Linked DNA regions of Homo sapiens: region 1 is linked to region 2. The links are chromatin contacts, found by Hi-C or POLR2A ChIA-PET in ENCODE. All regions are on one chromosome and are shown on one strand. The core of a region is the stretch at or near the end of the contact, and the rest is flanking DNA. Distances in the headings are between cores, read along the strand shown. Region 1 holds the start of TADA2A (transcriptional adaptor 2A). Region 2 overlaps GGNBP2 (gametogenetin binding protein 2).

Region 1 (4,303 bases), core at 543-3,042, 860 kb after region 2:
CTTCTAGGATAGTTTCCCTCTAGAAATCCATGTTGCTCCTTCTCTCATTAAATGATCAGATATTTATGTGCCTCCTTAGCTAAGAGGCCTTCCTTATCTACCCTAACTAAGAGAATCCCCATATCACTCTTATCCTTTTATCCTGATTTATTTTTCCATAAAACTTGCCACATTACTGGGCATTATCTATCATTTAGTAATGTGTATATTGCTTATTGACAGTCTTCCCTACTATAATATGAGCTCCATGAGGCAGAGACTTTGTTTTGTTCACTGCTGAATTCCCAGCACCTACAACAAGCCTACTCACTAAACATTTGTTGAATTAATCTTCAGGATACATCAAATGTAAAATATCCTATCATATATTTATTGATGTGATGCATAGGAAAATGTCTGGAAGGGTACATACCAAAATGTTAATTATTTATTTAACCTGGTGGGAGGTGGTTTTTCTTTCCTTTTCTTTTCTTTTTGAGACAGAGTTTCGCTCTCGTTGCCCAGGCTGGAGTGGAATGGCAAGATCTTGGCTCATTGTAACCTCTGCCCCCAGGGTTCAAGCGATTCTACTGCCTCAGCCTCCGGAGTAGCTGGGATTACAGGTGCCTGCCACCACACCCGCGTAATTTTTTGTATTTTTAGTAGAGACGGGATTTCACCATGTTGGTCAGGCTGGTCTAGAACTCCAGACCCTGTGATCCGCCCGCCTCGGCCTGCCAAAGTGCTGGAATTACAGGCGTGAGCCACCGCGCCCGGCAGGGCTTTTTTTTTTTTTTTTTTTTGGAATGAACTTGTATTATGCATATACCAAAAAAGAATGAAAGGGTTCACACAGGCATAAAGTGTAAGTGAATTCTAAAAAAAGGTTGGGCAAATTTATCAAAGGCAGACTTCTAAATAGATGTAACAGTTATATAGTTCAGATAAACCATGGTTTGAATTCCCTTCCCCAGTACTTCCTAGCAGTGTGATCCCAAGTTATTTATGTCAGTGCCTAGATTTCTTCACCTGGAAAATAGGGATAACAACAGGTGCCTACCTCACAAGTTTTAAATGAGACCGTATGTGTAACCTGCTTTGTGCAATGTCTGGCATGCAATAAGTACTCGACAAATGGTAGCTATTAGAATCATCATTAACAGCAGTAATAAGAGATCTTGGGACATACCTAGCCCTCAAGATTGACATCAGAGTAGACCACCACATCCTCTCATCATTGCGCCTCAATTTGGGCCTCTGAAGCCCAAAGAGGGGATGGTTCTTTCCAAAGAAGACAATTTCGACGTTCCAGGAGCATCTGATTGAAACGCACCCTCTTCACCCCTTAAAATCAGTCTGGTTCATCCACGAGCAGCCCTTCGGGGCCCGGACTGGAGAGGCGCCACGGCTCGCCGTCCCTGGGCCCAGTTCCCTCAGCCTCAATTTCCCTTGCTGCAACAGGGGTGGAGATGGGAACGTTATCCCCAAACCCAGGCAGTCCCGGCTCGGCCCGCCTCACCGCACTCCGGAGGGGACCAAACAGCCCCACGCGCCAGGAAGCCTCAGGCAACGGGCCACGCGCCACACGGGCAAAGTGATTACTGGTCGGATCAAAAGTCAGGCAAGCGGCTCAGCCCCATCCTCCCAGTCCTCGGGCACGGGGACAGCAGCAGGCGCGCGGCGGGGACCGGGAAAAGGCCAAGAGGGCGGTGGCGGGCGCTCAGCACCCGGCGGGGGCCTCCACGGCCGAGGGGCGGAGGCGGCGGGCGCGCGGCACGCGGCGCGCTCGCCACTGCGCCGCCCGGGGGCGCGCACGCAAAGCCCGGAGGCGCGCGCGACCGGCGGCTCTTTGGCGCGGATTAGGGGGTCTCGGCGAGGTGAGGCGCCAGGCAGCGCTGGGCGGGCGGGCGGGCGGGTGGCGGAGCGCGAGCCCCTCTAGCGGGACTAGGGAGAAGCGGGGGCCACGAGGTGCGGCGGGGGAGGAGTCGCGGGCTGCGGGCCCCGGCGGCGGGCTTGACGCGGCAGGCTGGCGGGCCGGCGGGCGGGCAGCGGCGGGCCTCGCCGCTCTGTGGGGGAGGGCGGTGTGGGGCCGGGCCTGACCCCGGGGGCCCGCCCCGCGTCTGGGCGGTGCCCCAGTGCCCCGGCCTCGCCATTTCCCGCTCAGCCCTGGAGCGCGTAGCTCTACCAAGAATGGCCACTGTGCCAGATGCCCCTGACCAGCGTTGCCCATTTGAATTTCCTAGCAGGCCCCCCAAAGTAGGTATTTCAGTACCCTGTTAGAGCTGAGGCGCAGGTAAAATGACTGGCCCAGGCCGGTCCCACCCCGTAAGGATTTGAACGTTGGCTCCACAACTCGGGAGCCTGCGCCTTTCCTCCTCCCAACGTGGACTCCTGCCCGGCGAAGTGCCTCACTTCCTTCTCCCGGTAACTGATTCGAATTTGGCGATTGTTAGTTTGGAGCTAGCGCCAGTGTTTCCACGGAAGTTGGTGTCAGAATGTGGTCTCTTGTGAAAGGGGGAGAAAGAAGATTCTGCAGACTGCAATATTGTGCTTTTTTGCCTTTTTTTTTTTTTCTCCTAGGCTGTACTGCAGTGCAGTGGCACGATCGCGGCTCACTGCAATCTCCGCCTCCCAGGCTCAAGCGATTCTCGTGCCTGAGGCGTGGGCCACCACGCCCAGCTAATATTTGTATTTTCAGCAGAGGTGGGGTTTCACCATGTTGGCCAGGCTGGTCTCGAACTCCTGACCTCAAGTGATCCTTCCGCCTCGGCCTCCCAAAGTGCTGGGATTACAGGCGTGAGCCACCACGCCCGGCCCTACTATTTTTTTATTTTTTGAGATGGCGTTTCTTTCGCCCAGGCTGGAGTGCAATGGCGCCATCTCAACACACTGCAACTTCTGCCTCCCAGGTTCAAGCGATTCTCCTGCCTCAGCCTCCCGAGTACCTGGGATTACAGGCGCCCGCCACCACACCTGGCTATTTTTTGTATTTTTAGTAGAGATGGGGTTTCGCTGTGTTGGCCAGGTTGATCTCGAACTCCTGACCTCAGGTTATCTGCCCACCTGGGACTCCCAAAGTGCTGAGATTACAGGCGTGAGCCACCGCACCCGGCCTCCTACTGTGCTTTTTCGAGTGTTGATCAGTCCCTATTGACTGTGCATCCTTTACTGGACGTCTGTTTTTGTTTTTGTTTTTTGAGAGGGAGTTTCACACTTGTTGCTCAGGCCAGAGTGCAACAGCGCGTTCTCAGCCCACCGCAACCTCCACCTCCCGGGTTCAAGCAGTTCTCTTGCCTCAGCCTCCCAAGTAGCTGGATTACAGGCATACGCCACCACGCCCAGCTAATTTTGTATTTTTAGTAGAGACAGGGTTTCTACATGTTGGTCAGGCTGATCTCGAACTGCCGACTTCAGGTGATCTGCCTGCCTCGGCCTGCTAAAGTGCTGGGATTACAGGCGTGAGCCACTGCGTCCAGCCTTGACATCTGTATTTGAAATGACACAGCTATCCCTTGTAAGACACTGCGCAAGTAACATACTCTTTCAGAGCTTGCTTGCTTTTGAAAAAGCAGCTTGCCCCAAAAGTGTGGGAGTGAGGATTCAAAGAATCCCCACACCTTGGTACCCACGGGTACCTAGCAAATTGAAAAAGTTCAGTAAATTTGGCAGTTATTTGATTGCTGCGTTCGTAATACACCCTTGCTAGACTCATTTTTCTTCAGAGCTCAACTTTTCCTGAGAGGACAGCAAAGGGAGACCTACCCCACCCCAAAAAGGGAAAGTTCTTTGATGGCAGCGTTAGCAGAAATGTTGCCCACACTTAGTGATGAATTATTCTCCAAGCTAAAAATTACCAGGGTGAAAAAAATCACTTCAGAAAAGCTAAAGATAAATTAACCTTTTGTAGAATTAACATTTATTAGTCCACTACTATGTGTTTATTGTATTCCTCCTGTATGCTTGGCATTTTAAAAGCATACAGATAGGTATCCGATATAGTCTCTGCTTTCACTTATTTATTATTTATTTTTGAGACAGGATCTTGCACTGTCGCCCAGGCTGGAGTGCAGTGGCACAATCTCGGCTCACTGCAACCTCCACCTGCCTGGTTCAAGCAACTCTCATGCCTCAGCCTCCCGAGTAGCTGGGATTATAGGCGCCCGCCACCACGCCAAGCAAATTTTTTTGTATTTTTGGTAGAGACGGGGTTCTCACTATGTTGCCCAGGCTGGTCTGAAACTCCTGACCTCTGGAGATTCATCTGCCTCAGTCTCCCAAAGTGCTGGAGTTACAGACATGAGCTACCACACCCAGCCTGCTTTCA
Region 2 (4,438 bases), core at 419-2,918:
ATGTTTAGAAGATTCCCATGGTAGTTCAGTGAGTTTGAACACCTGAGTATAGGATAGGGCTGATGTAGGTGTACTTGAGAAAATTCCAAATAAGTTGGTGGAATGGTGAAATATTTAAGAAAGTTTTATACTCTGGCTAAAATGTTGTTCAGTGTTACTACAATTATAAAATAACAGATAGAATACATATTTGATTTTAGAGAAATCTGAAGAATTAAAGTTTTTTTTTTTTTGAGACACAGTCTCGCTCTGTCGCCCAGGCTGGAGTACAGTGGCCTGATCTTGGCTCACTGCAACCTCTGCCTCTCAGGCTCAAGTGATTCTCCTGCCTCAGCCTCCTGAGTAGCTGGGATTACAAGTGCGTGTCACCACGCCCAGCTAATTTTTTTGTATTTTTAGAAGAGATGGGGGTTTCCCTATGTTGGCCAGGCTGGTCTTGAACTCCTGACCTCAGGTCATCTGTCCGCCTCGGCCTCCCAAAGTGCTGGGATTACAGGTGTGAGCCACCACACCCGGCCAAAATATATATTCCTTCTAAAATCTTGAAAAATAACTACAAAACAAATTACCCTTAGTCATGCTTCTCAGGGATAAGCACATTTGGTGTAATTTCAGTCCTAGACACACAGATACAGTTAATATATTCTGTAACTTTTTGTCCTTATTTATTTCACTAAATGTAATTTTGAAAACATTTTTTCTTGTCATTCTTAAACATTTTTAATGGCTGTGTAATATTCCGTTGTATGACATTCTGTAATTATTTTTCCACTGTTGGACATGGAGGTTGTTCTAGTTTTTGCTATGAATAAACTGTAAGAACATAAATAATGCAAAAATCTTTGCATTAAAATGTTTTCTCAGGCTTTTGGAAGTGGAATTACTGGTTGGATCAAAGGATAAGAACCTTTTGTAAAGTTCCAGGTACATATTGTCAGATTGCTATGATATTTCTTTTTTTTTTTTTCGAGATGGAGTCTCACTGTGTCACCTAGGCTGGAGTGCAGTGGTGTGATCTTGGCTCACTGCAACCTCCGCCTTCCAGGTTCAGGTGATTCTTGGGCCTCAACCTCCTGAGTAGCTGGGATTACAGGCGCCCGCCACCATGCCCGGCTAGTTTTTGTATTTTTAGTAGAGACGAGGCGTCACCATTTTGGCCAGGCTGGTCTCGAACTCCTGACCTCAAGTGATCTGCCTGCCTCGGCCTCCCAAAGTGGTGGGATTACAGGCGTGAGCCAATGCGCCCGGCCAGATTGTTACATTTCTGCATTGCAGTTTACTCTCCTAATTTAAACCAATCTAAATAGACTACTCTGATAAGAGTTTGGGGTTTTGTTTTTTTTTTCTTTTTGTTCTTGTTTGCATGTACAGCATTAATCTGGTAAGAGTTCTTAATGTCTTACACTTTAAAAAAATGATAAATGGTGGCATATCCACTTGGGAATTAGATGTTTTGTAATTGTTAAAAGTTAGCATTTAATGTTTTCTTTCAACTTTTAACAGTTAATTTTACTGAGGGTGATAGATGTTACAAATAGCTGTGTGGAGTAAAACCAAAATGACAGTGATTTTAATAAATGCAAACTTAGTATATTGTTGGTTAGAACTTGTGAGAATGCGCTAAAAACAGGTTTTTTTTGTGGTCAGGAGAAACCAGAACAGATACTTAAGAGTGAAAGTGGGTAATTGATTCAATAAACTTTATAAAGCAGTAATTGCAGCACAATGACTTGTTCTATTTGTTGCTAGCTATGGGTAGGGAACCTCTTCATGAAGCTGAATGCTAATGATGCCTCTATAAAACCACACCTGAAATACTTTACAGGACTGTCTTCCTTTAGGTAACCTAGAATCTCAAGATTAAGTTAAGGAAGTGGTTTTAAAGAATGAAGAACAAATTGTGCTACTAGCCTCTTTGCCTTCCCCTTTTTATTTTCATCTCTTAAAACACTGAACAGCATATAGTGATTGGCCAGAAAACAGTAAGGTAAAAAGCCATTGTCCTAAGTGTTTGAAAGGCGAGGACAGAGTATTTAGTTTGAGTGCATTGTCTCCAGCCAGAGTAGTGAGTAAATACAAGAGAAAATTTAGTAGTATGCAAGCTGATGAAACCAGGAAAGATAGAAATAGATTAGATCTTAGTATTTTTGCTACTAATTAGGTGAAAATGAAATGATTGGAAACAAGTTTTGTTTTTAAAAATAACCGTGTTCTTTATTGACTTTTTTTTTTTTTTGAGACCGAGTTTTGCTCTTGTCGCTCAAGCTGGCGTGCAATGGCACGATCTTGGCTCACCACAACCTCCGCCTTCTGGGTTCAAGTGATTCTCCTGTCTCAGCCTCCCAAGTAGCTAGGATTACAGGCATGTGCCACTATGGCTAATTTTTTGTATTTTTAGTACAGACAGGGTTTCTCCATGTTGGTCAGGCTGGTCTTGAACTCACGACCTCAGGTGATCCACCCGCCTGGGCCTCCCAAAGTGCTGGGATTACGGGCGTGAGCCACCGGCTTCTTTATTGACTTCTTAGAAAGAATTCCTAAATCAGGTATTATCCATATAATTAAAATATTTTAGGCTGGGCGCGGTGGCTCATGCCTGTAATCCCAGCACTTTTGGAGGCCTCGGAGAGTGGATCACCTGAGGTCAGGAGTTCAGGACCAGCCTGGCCAACATGGTGAAATCCTGTCTCTACTAAAAATACAAAAATTAGCTGGGCATGGTGGTACGCCTGTAATCCCAGCTACTTGGGAGAATTGCTTGAACCTGGGAGGCAGAGGCTGCAGTGAGTCGAGATTGAGCTACTGCACTCCAGCCTAGGCAACAGAGTTGAGACCCTGTCTCAAAAAAAAAATTTTACAAATCAGCTCGCAGGTCTCAGTATTATTAGATGTGTTCTTTGATCTCCGTTTCAATTTTTAAAACAGTTGATCAGAATATAAATACATACTGAGTCAGAATTTAGGATTTTGCCTAAGAACCAGACTGGAGAGATTTTGATTTGGTTAAATAAGGAATATTCTTTGTTTCTTAAATTGATAGCTTTGATCTTTAAACAGTATAGATAATTGTCATTTTTTATTACGGCTATTGGTATGTGGTGAAATGGTGTATATTTGTATCAAGCAAATGAAAATATAAATCAAGGTATTAGTTACTTAAATGGTAGGTTTGGAGTGACCTCCAATATTCTGTTGAGTTACATGGCTCTAAAAGTTTATACCTTTTTAATGACTTGACAGTTAAATTTTTGTGTGTCTTAAACCTTTTGATGATTCCAGAAAATATGAGTTAATTGAACTATTAACTATTTTATTGCTTTTATTATAATAGTTTTCTGGACCAGGATTTCCAATACCAGGATTATTATTATTTTTTTAAATTTGAGTAGAGCATGTTAATTAGAATAAATACAATAGGCAGTATGGTTCATTAGATATTTTGCTCTTTTCAGTCATCCTCACCAGATTATTGATAGCTACAGCATTAAAATAGACCATTGACTTCAGTTTTGCTTTGTGCTGTTGATAAAGTTAATGTATGAAAGTGCTTATAACAATGTCTAATACACATGAAGTGTCTTTATTATTACTTATTGCTACCCCCCTTTAGAGGTATTAATAAGACTGAGAAGGAAAACTAGAAACAAGATGTCAGGGTTGATAAACCTGAAAATTGGATAATTGACATTTGGACATTTCATCTGTATGCATGGAAGAAAAAACTTTCAGAATGGTAAAAGCTATTGAAATGGGTCAGGCGTGGTGACTCACGCCTGTAATCCCAGCACTTTGGGAGTCCGAGGCAGGCAGATTGCCTGAGCTCCGGAGTTTGAAACCAGCCTGGGCAACATGGCAAAACCCTGTTTCTACTAAAAATACAAAATATTAACCATGTTTGGTGGCAGGTGCCTGTAATCCCAGCTACTCAGGAGGCTGAGGCAGGAGAATTGGTTGAACCTGGGAGGCGGAGGTTGCAGTGAGCCGAGATTGTGCCACTGCACTCCAGCCTGGGTGACAGAACAAGACTCTGTCTCAAAAAAAAAAAAAAAAAAAAGCTATTGAAATGGAAGCATGTCTCTAAACATGGTATAGTGAATATAGAATTGGAAGCAAGGAGCATTAACTCTTCCCCTGCCATAATATATAGTATATATGCATTGTAATACATTTGGGAAATATAGGAACACATACAGAAAAAGTTGTCTTACTACCTAGAGATAGCCACATCTAATATGTTTTCCTTTTTTGAAAGATAAAGTATACACACTGAAAATTTGAAGTGTGTTGCACATGCAGTCTGGATTATGTTAGTATTTGCATCATAGTCTATCCTTTAGTATCTATTTGTCTCTGTACTTCATATATCTCATATTCCTCCGTTATCAAGAAAAACTCTTAAATCTATTGCTTACGTTTGACTTAGCTGTTAATGAGGCCT

What was found. Hi-C counts contacts between places; a loop is a spot of excess contacts on that map. ChIA-PET counts read pairs that join two places held with the same protein, here RNA polymerase II (POLR2A). Pooled maps may share reads with other maps.
Region 1: a map with no recorded cell type shows a loop between it and region 2 (4-fold over the local background). The contact joins the promoter of TADA2A here to the enhancer-like site in region 2. A Hi-C loop is called at or near these places in 1 of 168 maps with a recorded cell type or tissue (gastrocnemius medialis), 4 of 37 single-sample maps with no recorded cell type and 9 of 50 pooled maps. POLR2A ChIA-PET finds 5 or more read pairs at or near these places in 6 of 52 experiments (Caco-2, HCT116, MCF 10A and 3 more).

Annotation. Positions count from the first base shown.
Region 1 is chr17:37,405,094-37,409,396 of GRCh38, forward strand. TADA2A (transcriptional adaptor 2A) reads left to right here and starts at 1,793. Exons shown (of 16, transcript NM_001166105.3): 1 at 1,793-1,856. ACACA (acetyl-CoA carboxylase alpha) reads right to left here and starts at 1,743. Exons shown (of 56, transcript NM_198834.3): 1 at 1,169-1,743. The coding sequence starts at 1,206. RefSeq lists an enhancer at 2,925-3,609.
Region 2 is chr17:36,548,988-36,553,425 of GRCh38, forward strand. All of the region lies in intron 2 of GGNBP2 (gametogenetin binding protein 2), which reads left to right. Among named protein-coding and RNA genes, the nearest start is that of GGNBP2, 6.3 kb to the left of the region's middle. Within about 2 kb of position 1,669, at least 2 of the 41 ENCODE cell types and tissues checked have a DNase peak (open chromatin) inside an H3K27ac peak, as active enhancers do; they include OCI-LY7, where a contact is called at or near this core.